Linked DNA regions of Homo sapiens: region 2 is linked to region 1. A link is a contact called in ENCODE Hi-C data. All regions are on one chromosome and are shown on one strand. The core of a region is the stretch at or near the end of the contact, and the rest is flanking DNA. Distances in the headings are between cores, read along the strand shown.

The links. A loop is a pair of places that touch in the nucleus more often than their neighbours do.
Region 2: a map of Right ventricle myocardium inferior shows a loop between it and region 1 (5-fold over the local background). The contact joins two enhancer-like sites. A Hi-C loop is called at or near these places in 1 of 168 maps with a recorded cell type or tissue (Right ventricle myocardium inferior).

What each region holds. Positions count from the first base shown.
Region 1 is chr17:57,808,062-57,814,915 of GRCh38, reverse strand. No RefSeq gene overlaps it. Among named protein-coding and RNA genes, the nearest start is that of MRPS23, 39 kb to the left of the region's middle. RefSeq lists an enhancer at 3,403-4,289. Within about 2 kb of position 3,967, at least 16 of the 41 ENCODE cell types and tissues checked have a DNase peak (open chromatin) inside an H3K27ac peak, as active enhancers do.
Region 2 is chr17:58,044,296-58,051,923 of GRCh38, reverse strand. It overlaps LOC105371840 (a long non-coding RNA gene), which reads left to right. Exons shown (of 4, transcript XR_001752951.2): 4 at 1-1,558. Among named protein-coding and RNA genes, the nearest start is that of DYNLL2-DT, 35 kb to the left of the region's middle. Within about 2 kb of position 5,028, at least 2 of the 41 ENCODE cell types and tissues checked have a DNase peak (open chromatin) inside an H3K27ac peak, as active enhancers do.

The DNA of each region.
Region 1 (6,854 bases), core at 2,718-5,217:
CATACGTAACTGATAAAAGTATAACATCCATAATATACAAAAATGTCCTACAGATCAGTAAGAAAAAGAAATACCATAGATAAATGAACACAGGTGACATCTGGGCAAGTCACAAAGAAGAAACACATATGGCATAGAAAGCATGAAATGATACTCTAAATTAGCAACAAAATACAAAACAACACAACTAAAACCAAGAGGAGATGTAGTTTCCCTATCAAAATTAGCCAAAATTAAACAGATTGCTAGTACTCAGTGTTTTGGAAGGATACAGATAAAAAGGCATCCATAGCTGACAAAACTAAGACTTGCCATAACATTTTTGATGAAGAGCCTGGCAGTTGCAGTCAAATTTAAAATACATTTTCCCATTGAGCCAGAAATTATGCTTTTAGGAATGTGTCATACGGAAACCTTCTTCAAGAGAGAAGAGATGTATGCCTAAGTGTGTTTACTTAGCATTCTTTGGTATAGAAAAACACTGCAAATAGTCCTTCAGGGTAACAGAGGTTGGTTAAGTTGTAGAAAATCCATACAATGGAAAACTATGAGAAAGAATAGCTGTGCAGACATGGAGCTATGTCCACAACAAGCTGTTAGTTTTTTTAAAGAGTAAACTGATGAATGGCACATAAGGCAAAATTCTATTTTTTAAAAGAAAAAAAGGTAAAACAGTAGTTAAAAATGTAAGCTATGATTGTAGTTTTTGTTTGTTTGTGTGTTTGTTTGTTGAGACAGAGTCTCTCTCTGTCAGCTAGGCTGGAATTCAGTGATGTAGTCAGGGCTCACTGCAGCTCTGAACTCCTGGGCTCAAGCAATCCTCCTACCTCAGCCTCCTCAGTAGCTGGGACTACAGGTGCTCACCACCATGCCGGGCTAACTTAATTTTTTTTTCTCTTGTAGAGACGGGGATCTTACTATGTTGACCAAGTCAGTTTAGAATTCCTGACCTCAAGGCAGGATCCTCCTGCCTTGACCTCCCAGTGTTGGGATTATAGGCATGAGCCACTATACCTGGTGTACTGTATATTTTTTTTTTTTGAGAGAGGGTCTCATTTTGTCACCCAGGCTGAAATGCAGTGGTGAGATCCCGGCTCACTGCAGCTTCCACTTCCCAGGTTCAAGCAATTCTCCTGCCTCTGCCACCCCAGTAGCTGGGACTACAGGCATGAGCCAACACACCTGGCTAATTTTTGTATTTTTTGTAGAGGCGGGGTTTTGCCATGTGGCTCAGGCTGGTCTTGAACTCCTGACCTCAAGCGATCTGCCCGCCTCAGCCTCCTAAAGTGCAAGGATTATAGACATGAGCCACCACCCGTAGAATTTTTAAAACACATTAAAAGTAAAGAGTATAGTGTAATGAAACTCCACATCTCATCACCTGGTTGCAAAAAATATATATATATACATATATATATATGTATATATATATTTTTGAAATGAAGCCTCACTCTGTCGCCCAGGCTGGAGTGCAGTGGTGCGATCTTGGCTCACTGCAACCTCCGCCTCCCAGGTTCAAGCAATTCTCCTGCCTCAGCCTCCCGAGTAGCTGGTATTACAGGCGTGTACCACCACGCTCAGCTAATTTTTTTTTTTTTTTTTTTTTTTAGTAGAGACGGGGTTTCACCATGTTGGCCAGGCTGGTCTTGAACTGCTGACCTCAAATGATCCACTCCCCCCGACCTCCCAAAGTGCAGGGATTACAGGCGTGAGCCAGTGCGCCCGGCTGGTTGCAACAATTTTAAGCTCTTGGCTATTCTTTTTCCATCCCATTCATTGTCTCCTTCACCCATGGATTAATGTGAAGCAAATCCCATATACCCTATCATTGTACCCATAAATAACCTTGGAGCCATTTTCACATTTAAAGGATGGCTCAGGCAGAGAAGAAAGGCTCGGAGGATATACACCGAGTTGATGTCAGTGATCATCACTGGGGAGTAGGATTGAGGAGCATGAGTTTTTATTTTAAACACTTTAGATTACTAAATATATAATTTATTTTTGCATTACTTTGTTTTTTAAAAAATTGAGATTTGTAAGCAAGAAAGTGAGAGGCTGGGTGAGGTGACTCACGCCTGCAATCTCAGCAATTTGGGGGGCCAAGGCAGGTGCATTGTTTGAGCCCAGGAATTCGAGACCAGCCTGAGCAACATGGTGAAACCCTGTCTTTACAAAAAAATACAAAAGTTAGCCAGGTCTGGTGGTGCGCGTCCATAGTCCCAGCTACTTGGGAGCCTGAGGTGGGAGGATCACTGGAGCTCAGGAATTCGAGGCTGCAGTGAGCTATGACTGCACCACTGCACTCCAGCCCGGGCAACAGAGCGAGACTCTGTCAAAAAAAAAAAAAAAAGAAAGAAAAAAAGAAAAAAAAAAGAGAGAGAGACCTCACCAACTATCCTTTTTGTCTATATAGAAACCCCTTTTAAACTCTAAAAACAGCAAACAGAATTATTCTTACTTGATTTTTTCAAAAGCCACCTCAAATCTTTTATGGAATGGTTTGGGAATTCATCAACAAATATATTAAAACTTGAATACACAATCAATACCTAGAATATCACGTTTAGGTCAAGTTTTTGACAGTCGAGTTGCAGCTTTTATATGTGCGTGTCCTGTATGTATATTATAATATAGGGAAGTGCTTACACATCAATCTGTACATGTATGACTGTTTTATAGAATTAGCTCAGTAGCTCACCTGCAAAGTTTCCAGAGGAAGAATTTGATTGGCCCACCTTGGGTCAGCTATTCACTTCTGGCCCAATCAGCTGTCACCAGGGGCAGGGGAAGGCAGGGCATCTGCAGACTGAGTGGACTTCTCACTTCTACTACTTGCTGTACATGCCTAGCACCAAGTCGCCCCTAAGCTCCTCTTTAACATCACCTGTGAGTCTGGGCTCCTTGTTCAAGGACATGCCCCACACATTCAGCGTGGAGGCCTGGAGTTGTTCACAGCACGGGCCCTGTCACTGCAGACCATGGGCGAGGGCCTCCTCCTTTGCCTCCATTTCCCTGCTCTGCTCCTCCTTTGCCTCCATTTCCCAGACCAGCAAGCACTATTTTCACGACAGGGCTCCTCAGCCCTTCCCCTTGACCTTGGAGTTCAGCCCCCCGGGTGTTTCCTTACAGGCATCGCCTTCCTGCTCAGGCCCATCTCCCCTCACCACAGGCCTCTCCACAAACCCACTCGGATATGAGCTAATGCCATTATCTTCCTGAAATTAAAATCAAGCCTCAACCTATAAAGTTTCACAGAGAGGGAATTGGGGTTGTATATTCCTGCGTTGAGCGGTATTCTATTTCAGTCATAGCATTTAATTATGATCGGTATGTTAGTGCCCATCGGAGCATAACAAATTGTCATTATGTTATTCTGCTGAGTCTAATTTAATTGGCAAGTTGTCACAAAAGCAATTATCCATCATTTATTTTGTTGCCATAACCACATCTCGAAGAGCACCTGCTGTCTGCGAGGAGAAATGCGCCACAGTCTCTCAGCCCTGGATCCAGGCCACTTATCTGACAGAAAGACATTGCTTCCCCCTTCTGATTTAAAAATATGTTCCTCATTTCCTGCTGCGGTCTCATGAATCCTCCTGGGGGAGCCTCAAAGTGCCAAAGGAAATTCATAGTCTGGGAAGTTGCCCGAGAGGTCTGCCCCGCCCTGTCAGGGGTGGGTGGGAGGCAGCGGGAGGACGCAGACCCCCGTGGAGGGCCCGGGACCCGACTGGGTCAGGCTTCGCTCCGTCAGCTGTTTCAGCGCCACCTCAGTGATGGATTTATAAATATTTGTTGCTCTTTTCTCCCCGGACAAGCCGCGTGCTCGCTCCCTGGGAGGCAGGATTGTTTGGCCACTTCACAGAGAGAGAACCCGAGGCCCAGGGAACCGAAGGCCCCCGGTCACGAGGAAAGTCTGGAGAGCGGCCAGGACCCCAGTGAAGACCTCCGGAGTCCAAAGGCTTTTTCCACTCTTTGGATCAAACATGTGCAGGCAAAACCTAGTTACTTTAGGCCTGCCAGAGTCCCAGACTGTGCCTCTGGGTGCAGGGGGGGACTGTCGTCCTAGGGCTAGATCTGATTGGCCCCATTTCACATGGAAGCATCAGGCTGAGAGCTCATGATAGCGTCTGGGACAGCGACTGCCCAATCTCCCTGGAGTCTCTGAGCCTAAATCTCTGGGAGGCCCTTTTATCCTGCTCCTACTCGGGTGCCTCTCCGTGCCTGGACTGTATCCCCCACACCCACAGGCAAGCCAAGGCAAGCAACATTGTCATACGATTTTTTTCTTCCCTGAAGCAAGGAAGATAGTCAGTCCTAAGGGACGATGAAGCCTCCAGGTCTGTCTCTGTCCTGGGGGCTGGAAGTGGGTGAAAAAATTATTGATGTTCTTGCTTCCATGATGGTCTTTTTAGCATAGTCACCAAAGAACTCGTTAAAAACACAAACAAAATAACAAACAAAAACACCACCAACAAAACAAACCAAAAACCTACCACTGTATTGCAAAGGGGATAAAGGAACCAGACTTTTAAATAAACCAGCTTTTTCTTTTGGGTCAGTCAGGTACAATTTCCAGGCTTTCTATTTGAGGGCAGTGGAAGATGACCAGCTCCCTGAACAGGCAGATCATCTCTTGCAACTCCAACAAACAAACAAACAAACAAACAAAACCCTCTCATTGCAATTGCTGATAAAATAAACTAGGGATGTTCAGACTCCTCCCTCCTGGACCAGCATTATCCCTAAAGAATGTTCCTTGTGGCTACAGAGAAATCACTTTTTCTACCACAACGCAGTGTTTAGGATCTCTGCTTACTGTGGAGGGCCCCACTTGAGCCTGAAGTTATGCAGTCGATATTGGAGCAGGAAAAAGTTGAATGTGCAAGGAGGGGACTGTGCATGTGTCCCCTGCCGGGCCCAGTTGTGGCAGAGGGTGGTGCTCTCCCACGTTGTGAGTGAGTGTGTAGATTAGTGCAAACTCTGTGGAAAGTAAGCTGGCTAAATGAGTGAAGAGCCACACAAAATGTGCGTCATTTTTGACTCATTAATTTCATTTAGGATAAACAAATTTCATCAAAAACAGAGGAAAGATGCTTGCTCTAGTTTTATTTATTTATTTATTTTTGAAATGGTGTCTCACTGTGTTGCCCAGGCTGGAGTGCAGTGGCGTGATCTCAGCTCACTGCAACCTCCACCTCCCAAGGTTCAAGTGATTCTCCTGCCTCAGACTCCTGAGTAACTGGGATTACAGGCGCCCACCACTGTGCCTGGCTAATTTTTTTGTACTGTTAGTAGAGACGGGGTTTCCCCATGTTGGCCAGGCTGGTCTCAAACTCCCGACCTCAAGAGATCCACCGCTTCAGCCTCCCAAAGTGCTGGGATTACAGGTGTGAGTCACTGCACCTGGCTGGCTATAGTGTTATTTATAATAGCGAAATCAAAGTCTGTGCTAAAGAGCAAACTGACTTGAAGCACACGGCTACAAGCAATGGGTATATGGATGGAGTTCGGTTTTTGTTTTCTGGGAGAGATGTTGAAACAAGAGGAATTCTTTTTTTAAAAAATAATTTCCACTTTTGTTTTATATTAAGGAGATACAGGTGCAGGTTTGTTACCTGGGCATATTGTGTGATGTGGAGATTTGGGTATGATTGATTCCTGTCACTCAGGTAGTGGGCATTGAACGCAAGAGTTAGTTTTTCAACCCTTGCCTGCCTCCCTCTCTCCCCACTCTAGTATAGTCCCGTGTCTATTGTTATCATCTTTATGTCCGTGAATACCCAAGGGTTAGCTCCCACTTATAAGTGAGGACACATGGTATTTGGTTTTCTGTTCCTGCGTTAATTGGTTTAGGCTAATGGCCTCCAGCTGCATCCATGTTGTTGCAAAGAGCATGATTTCATTCCCTTTTAGTGATTCATAGTATTTCTTGGTGTATGTGTACACCATTTTCTTTGTCCAACCCACCATCGATGGACACCTAGGTTGATTCCATGTCTTTGCTACTGTAAATAATACTGTGATGAAAATAATTTATTTTTGAGGCACGGTCTCTTCCCTCTGTCACTCAGGCTGAAATGCAGTGGCATGATCATGGCTCACTGCAGCCCTCAACCTCCTGGGCTCAAGAAATCCTCCTGCCTCAGCCTCTCATGTAGCTGGGACCACAGGCATGCACCACGATGTCTGACTAAATTTTTTTTATTTTTAATAGAGATAAAGTCTTGCTATGTTGCCCAAGCTGGTCTTGTTACTCCTGGGCTCAAGCAATCCTCCTGCCTCAGCCTCCCAAAGTACTGGGATTACAGGCATAAGCCACCGCGCCTGACCGAAAGGAATTCTTTATGTAATTTCATTAAGTAATCATTTCTGAACACTTCAATTTACTGGAGCCAAGTTATGCATGTATGTAAATACAGATGAGACGTATGCACATATAGGTCCCTCCTATATTAGTTTCCCATTGCTGTTGTAACAAATTACCTTCCATTTAGTGCTTTAAACCAGTGGTCCCCAACCTTTGTGCCACCAGGGACTGGTTTTGTGGAAGATAGTTTTTCCATGGATGGGGATGGGGTGGGGGGAGATGGTTTGTGGATGAAACTGTTCCACCTCAGATCATCAAGCATTAGATTCTCACAAAGCGTGTGCAACCTAAATCCGTCGTATGCGCAGTTCACAATAGAGTTCACTCTCCTATGAGAATCTAATGCCACCGCTGATCTGACAGGAGGCAGAGCTTGGGCAGTAATGCTTGCTCGCCTGCCACTCACCTCTTGCTATGTGGCCCGGTTCCTAACAGGCCACTGACTGGTACCGGTCCACTGCCTGGGGGTCGGGGCCTCCCTACC
Region 2 (7,628 bases), core at 3,779-6,278, 240 kb before region 1:
AATCCATGCTCAAGCCACCCACTCTATAGCATTTCGTTATGGCAGCCAAGCTGATGAGTACAAGCATCAAAGAACTTGCAGACATATTTTAATGTCACTACAAGGCCCCAGGGTTTATGTAAGTATATTTATCATGCTGGACCATGGATTATAAGCTGAGAAGTGAGGGAGGTGACAGCATGGAGGAATGCGTGAGTGAAAGGACTGGGGAACCAGTGTGTGGAAGGAAGTTCTCTGAGGGGAAGAGTGTAGGAGTGGGTGTACAAGGGAAGCAAGTTGAACAGATATGAGGTAGTGGTCAGAGAAAGCTGCTTGAAATGGAGATCTTGGACATGGCACAGTTACTGCTGGTGATAAGATCTAGCATTAGATGATGGGAGTGGGCAGCTGAGGCAGGCAGGGAGGGACAGGTCACTGGTGGTGAGAAGATTAATTAACTGGAGGCAGAATGTTGGAGGGGTCATCTAATAGACACGGACCAGGAATGATGCTGAGTATGGTGATGAACAGACTGATAGTGAGCCAGGTGCTCATGTCTTTCACAAATGGGGGAGTGATGGGGAGAGAGTAGATGATTGCCACAGGGAGCAGTAGCAGGACAGAGCCTGACAGCCAGTGAGACACAAAGGGACAGTCCAGGTTTTAATTGAGGGGGTGGGAGTTACTACTGGGTTGGCTATTAAGGAGCCATATGCACAACCAAGTTAGGAGGAGAAGCAGAGGATCTGAGTGCATGCGTATGCACACACACACACAAATGCATGTGCATGGCAGATGGTAATAGCATGTATCTCATAGGGCTGTTAAAAGGACCAACTGAGCTAATACTTAGTGCTAAGACAGTGCCTGTGTGGGGTGTTTTCTGACACCAACCAACTCTCCAACATCAACTGGGTGTCCAGCAATTCAATTCAATTCAGTTCTGACACTACCGGGAGTTAGCATCAGTTCCCACAAGTTAAAGGGATCAATCCCCCCACTTCCAGTGCCAGCTGCAAATAACAAGCTACCCACACTTCTGCCCAGATGACTACAAATTTAGGCATCCCCACACCACCCCCGAAGAGGTTCAGTAATTTATTAGGACAACTTGCATTTATTGGTTTATTATAAAGGATACAAATAAACAGCCAGATAAAGAGCTACACAGGGCAAGATCTGAATGGATGCCGAGTATAGAAGCCTCTGTCTTCTGCATTCACCAACCTTGGAACTCTTTGAATTTCTTTGTTCAAAAGATTTTCTGACCCAATCTCCAGCCCTCCTCCGCCTCCAGGAATTGGGGGTGGTGGGGAGAGTGAGGCTGAAAGTTCCTACCCTCTTCCCTCTAATCGTGGTCTTTCTGGTGGTCAGCCCCCATCTTGAAGCTCTCTAGGGACCCCATCCTGGGCCATCTCATGAGCATAAACTCAGGTGTGGTTTAAAGAGGCTCCTTATCAATAACAAAAAATCACTCTGGAAATTCCAAGGGTTCTAGGAGCTCTGTATCAGGAACTGGGCATGAAAACCAAATTTTGTTTTTTTGTTTTTTTGAGACTGAGTCTCACCCGGTCGCCCAGGCTGGAGTGTGGTGGTGTGATCTCGGCTCACTGCAATCTCCACCTCCAGGGTTCAAGTGATTCTCCTGCCTCAGCCTCCCAAGTAGCTAAGACTACAGGTGTGCACCACCACGCCTGGCTAATTTTTGTATTTTTAGTAGAGATGGGGTTTCATCACATTGGCCAGGCTGGTCTTGAACTCCTGACCTCAGGTGATCCACCCGTCTCGGCCTCCCAAAGTGCTGGGATTACAGGCGTGAGCCACTGAATCCGGCCTGTTATATTTTTTATTATACTGCCTGCCACCTAGGAAGTTCTATGTGATAAAAGCTAGTAATATCCCCTTGTTACAGATGAAGCCACACTTATGTCACTTGCCTATGGGCACATAGTAAGGGCCAGAGTCAGAGACTAAAACTCAGTATTGGGTCAAATGAGAAAGAAGCCAGTCTATTGAGGAGCAGCCAGTCCAGAGGTATTTTAGGTGGGCCTCCTTTGAGGCTTACTTCCCCACATCCAACAATATCTGCTACCATTTAAAAAAATTATTCTTCTTGAGATAGCCTGAGTTGGTTTTGTTATTTACAACCAAAAATGCTCTGACCAGAGTAACCGCACCAAGGGGCAGAACAGCCTACGCACCGTGTGAGTGATGCAAGCTGAGAATGACTAGAAAAACTAGCTTAAGGGCCAATGGCAAAATTCCTCTGTGGGAGAGAATTGTTGGCATCTAAAATATAGGCTTAGGGAATAAACCTGAAGTGGAAGGGGGACAAAAGGAGAGTTGAATTGCTTGGCTTAAAAACTGGGTGGGGGCCGACCACCAGAAAGACCAGCAAGAAATTTGTTTTGTTCATTCAGCCTCCTAAGAGGAAATTTTGGGTTGACACCAATTTGACTTTATTTATTTTATTTTGAGACAGGGTCTCTTTCTGTTGCCCAGGCTGGAGTATGGTGATGCAATGTCGGCTCACTGCAACCTCGACCTTCTGGGCTCGAGGCCTCCTCTCACCTCAGCCTCCTGAGTAGCTGGGACTACAGGCATGTACCACCACGCTCAGCTAATTTTTAAATTTTTTGTAGAGATGAGGTCTCACTATATTGCCCAGGCTGGTCTCAAACTCCTGGGCTCAACGATCCTCCCACCTTGGCCTCTCAATGTGCTGAAATTACAAGCATGAGCCGCTGCGCTCGTCCTCCAATTTGACTTTATTATGAAGCTGTAATAAGGAAATAAGCATCCTTGCACCCCAAACTTTTTTTTTGAGACAGGGTCTCACTCTGTCTTTACCCAGGATGCGGTGGCTTGATCATGTCTCACTGCAGCCTTGATCTCCTGGGCTCAAGTGATCCTCCCACCTCAGCCTTCCAAGTAGCTGAGACTACAGGAGCACACTACCATGCCCAGCTAATTTTTTTATTTTTGTAGAAAGGGGGTCTCGCCAGGCACAGTGGCTCCTGCCTGTAATCCCAGCACTTTGGGAGGCCAAGGCAGGCAGATCACCTGAGGTCAGGAGTTCAAGATCAGCCTGGCCAACATGGTGAAACCACATCTTTACTAAAACTACAAAAATCAGTGGGGTGTGGTGGCATGCACCTGTAATCCCGGCTGCTTGCGGGGCTGAGACAGGAGAATCACTTGAACCTGGGAGGCAGAGATTGCAGTGAGCTGAAATCGTGCCACTGCACGCCAGCCTGGGTGACAAAGCAAGACTCAGTCTCCAAAAAAAAAAAAAGAAAAGAAAAAAAGAAAAAGAAAAAAGAAAGGGGGTCTCACTATGTTGCCTAGGCTGGTCTTGAACTCCTGGGCTCAAGCAATCCTCCTGCCTCGGCCTCCCTAATTGCCAAAATTTGATCATATCTCCAGTTATTTCCTTAAGGCCAAATTCTAAGAAAACAGGGCATAAGGTATCTATGCCTGGTGACCAAACAATTTAAAACCTGGAACCAAACTTCCCCACCAGAAAGACTGAAACAGTTTAGATTTCTGTCAGCAGTGAATGAAAGTGCTTGGTTTCTCAGGGTGTTCCCATGGTGTTAAATCCTTGAGAAATAGGTGAAAATTGCTTTAGTTTGTATTTTGTTACTGGTGAGTCTGAACTTTTTTTTCATATATGTATTGGCTCTGTCTATTTTTCTTTTAAAAATTGCCTTCTCCAGGCCTTTGCTCTCTCCCCTGTCTGGTGCTTCCCATCTTTTTTGTGCACAAAAATCCCACCTCTTCCCTGCCTTCTCATACAGCTCATACTGGTTTATTCATCACAACCCATCATAAAGTGACCAATTTGCTTGGTCTTATAACTGAAAGTCCCATATGCTGGAAATGCTCTCAGTCCCTGGCACACTGGAACAGTTGGTCACCCTACTTCTGGGCCTTAGATTGTTTTTCCCCCGCAGCAAAATGAGGACCAGATGTTCTCTGGTGTTGCTCCCAGCTCTTCATTCATTCGCTCCACAAATATGCACCATGCTATCATGCTCTACTGCTCTGGGCAGTCATTCTGCTAGGGAGGCATCAAGGACTCCTCAGTAAACAGGACCCGACTATCCCTACCATCCATGATGGCTCCCTGGAGGAATCATATCTTGATGAATTTGCAACAAAAAAACCTTAATGTGATTGGTTGATGGCAGATAAGGAAGCCCTAATAGGGGGCAGGAAGAATGTCCCTTGGATACACCAGAAGGAATTTAGATGCCAGGAAGCGTGAGAGAGAGATGAAGGGACCAAAAGATAAATCTGACTTACTTTGAAGTTTGGCTGAAGATCAACCCAGAAATAGCTGTGTGTATTTCCCCAGAACCAGAGGCAGATGTCCCACCATCTGAGGCTGTCTTTCCCCTCACACCCTTCCCAGATTCCTGAGCCCTCAGCATAGGCATTTCAGAATCTCCTTCTCTGGGTTCCAAGGCCTGTAATGTCTTATGCATCTCTTATATTGGCCCAGGTGTACATTCTCCAAGATTTTGGAAAGAGTTTCTCTCCCTGGGACAAATGAGCACCACCAGAGATCATGTATGCAGAGCAAGCACTTTTGTGCCCTCACATTATCAAATGGCAGAAAAGAAATGTCACAAAACCCAAGAAGGGGCCTCAAAGAAACTGTCAGGTACACAAAGCTGAGCAAAACCTCTCTTCTCACTGCCACAATCCATTGCGCCTGGCTTTTAAAATTCTAATTAAGAGAAAACGAAGACGGTGAACTCACTGAAGGCAAGAACAGAGGCCTGGCTCTAATTCCACCCACTCCGCACCACCCTCAAGCACTGAACCCAGAGCCTGTACACAGTAGGAGCTAAGTAAATACTAATGGAATTGAGTGGACCCGGCCCAGAGCAGAGGGAGCGGGAAGGGGAGGAGGGAGCTGGAGCCAAGGGCTCCTGCCGCCACCGCCTTCAGGCTGCGGGGAAAGTCGAAGGAAAAGCTTGCCAGACCTCTAACGAGTGCTCCACCGCCAGCAGGCTGCGATTGCTCATTGTGTTTGGTTATAATTAGCAGCATATTCTGCGATGGCAAAGCAGGCAGCGAGCAGGAGCAGGGCTGGAAACAGGCTGCCACCCTCGCAGCCATCAGTCCGGGGGCCCTGGGCTGCAGAACTTGGGCTCCTTCACTTCCTGGCCCTGCCTGCCCTGAATCCACTCTGGGTGTGGGCTGGCAGACCTTGATCGGTGATGCTGGGCCAACACCAGACCCCAAAGAGGAACTGTTTACTGTGATTGCATGAGAGCATGGCCTGAAAAATTGGGCTCACCTGGGTTTAAGACAAAGTTTCATTTGCAATGTACAAGCAATGTGACCGCAGGCAAGTAAGCCTCAGTTTCCCCATCTATAAAATGGGACAGTAATAATAGTACTCCTCTTTCTTATGGTGTGTGGTGAGACTTGAAACGGACAACTCATCTAAGGCACTTGGCAGAAGGCCTTGTGTGCTGTTGGCACTCGGTGCCTTGCAGCTACTATTGCAAAAGGGACAGAAGTGGCTTCTACTCTGGCCCTTTCCTCTCCCCTCTCTGCAATGTTTGTCTCACCCCTGCACAGGTGCTCAGCAGCCTGCAACTCCTTTCTCCACGCCTATGGAACCAGCTCTCAGGGGAGGGTCTGCCTTAGCAGTGTCAGTTCAGTGTGAACAGAGGGAACTGCATGACCTTTCCTAGGAGAGTGGCCTCAAATTTTTTAAACTGTGATCGACAGGACAAAATACATTTTACACAGTGACCAAAGGCACACATACCTATCAGTAAATAAAACAGAAACATAAGTTTCATGAAACCACACTCACACAAACCAAGTGCAATGCATTCTGATATGTTCTGTTCTCTTCCCTTCTATCACATTCTATTTATACATAGTCTCCAATTTATATTATATATTTTAATTTATGTTACATATGTTTACATTATATATTTTATATATTCTTCTAGCATATATATAACAGTTTTAAAGTTTTGCCAAAGGTCAGGATCCAGAAACCTTCAGTGTGAAAAACAATGCCCCAAGAGGAAGAGGTGACTTAGCTTTCATCTCTCACCATGGATTAAAAGCCTCTGTTCCTAAACTATCGAAAGAACAAAAAACCAAACACCGCATATTCTCACTCATAGGTGGGAATTGAACAATGAGAACAACACATGGACACAGGAAGGGGAACATCACACTCTGGGGACTGTTGTGGGGTCGGGGGACGGGGGGAGGGATAGCACTGGGAGATATACCTAATGCTAGATGACGAGTTAGTGGGTGCAGCGCACCAGCATGGCACATTTATACATATGTAACTAACCTGCACATTGTGCACATGTACCCTAAAACTTAAAGTATAATAATAATAATTTTTTTTAAAAAACTAACTTTTTAAACATTAAAAAAAAAAAAGCCTCTGTTCTCCATTCTTTTTTTTTTGAGATGGAATCTCGGCTCACTGCAACCTCCCCCTCCCAGACTCAAGTGATCCTCCCACCTCAGCCTCCCAAGCAGTTGGAACCACAGGCACACACCACAACACCCAGCTAATTTTTTGTATTTTTGGTAGAGATGGGGTTTCACCATATTGCCCAGGCTGGCCTCGAACTCCTCAGCTCAGGTGATCCACCTGCCTTGGCCTCCCAAAATGCTGGGATTACAGGCATGAGCCACTGTGCCAGGCCTCTTTTCCTGTTAAAGGGATTTTTTTTTCATCAGAGAGCTATTGAGAGAGAGAGAATTCTGAAAACCTGGAAGCTTTTCTCTAAAGCCACAGAGCATAATGAGAATGGGTTTTTGCATAAGTTCTTTTTAGGGGGGCTTCAGAATTAAGCTATTTCCCAAGAAACATGGAGGTCACCCATCCTTTGCTCCTATACTAACTTGCAAGCTAACTTTTCCTTAGCTGGGATTCCAGCAAATCTTCCAAATACCACTATGCCTAGGTGCCAGGGAAGGGCAAGATTTATGTAAACTCAGCCAAACAGGAAATACTCTGAGCTAGGATTATTGTACTTATGGGTTTTCTCCATAACAAAATCAGGGCATGTGGCCTCACAAGTACCTATGAGGACAATAGGATAAAATATTTAAAACTGAAACTGTCCTGGAAAGTCTCCAACTTGGGACTGCATGGTTATCATGAGAAGTGGAGAATCTGATGCCAAGAGAGTCAGGAGGGAGAAATCCTCTCTCCTATGCACCCAGGTCTTGCCTTCTGGTTTGGGGGAAGGAGCCTTGGGTTTCCAGAACCTTCTGGAATACCAGAACTCTCTCCTAATACCCTTGAGCATTGTATTAGTCTATTCTCATGCTGCTAATAGAGACATCCCCGAGGCTGGGTAATTTATAAAGAAAAAGAGGTTTAATGGACTCATAGTTCCACACGGCTAGGGAGGCCTCACAGTCATAGCAGAAGGCAAAGGAGGAGCAAAGTCATGTCTTACATGGCAGCAGGCAAGAGAGACAGCATGTGCAGGGCAACTCACCTTTATAAAACCATCAGATCTTGTGAGACTTATTCACTACCATAAGAACAGCACAGGAAAGACCTGCCCCCATGATTCAGTTACCTCCCACTGGGTCTCTCCCACGACACGTGGGAATTACGGGAGCTACAGTTCGAGATT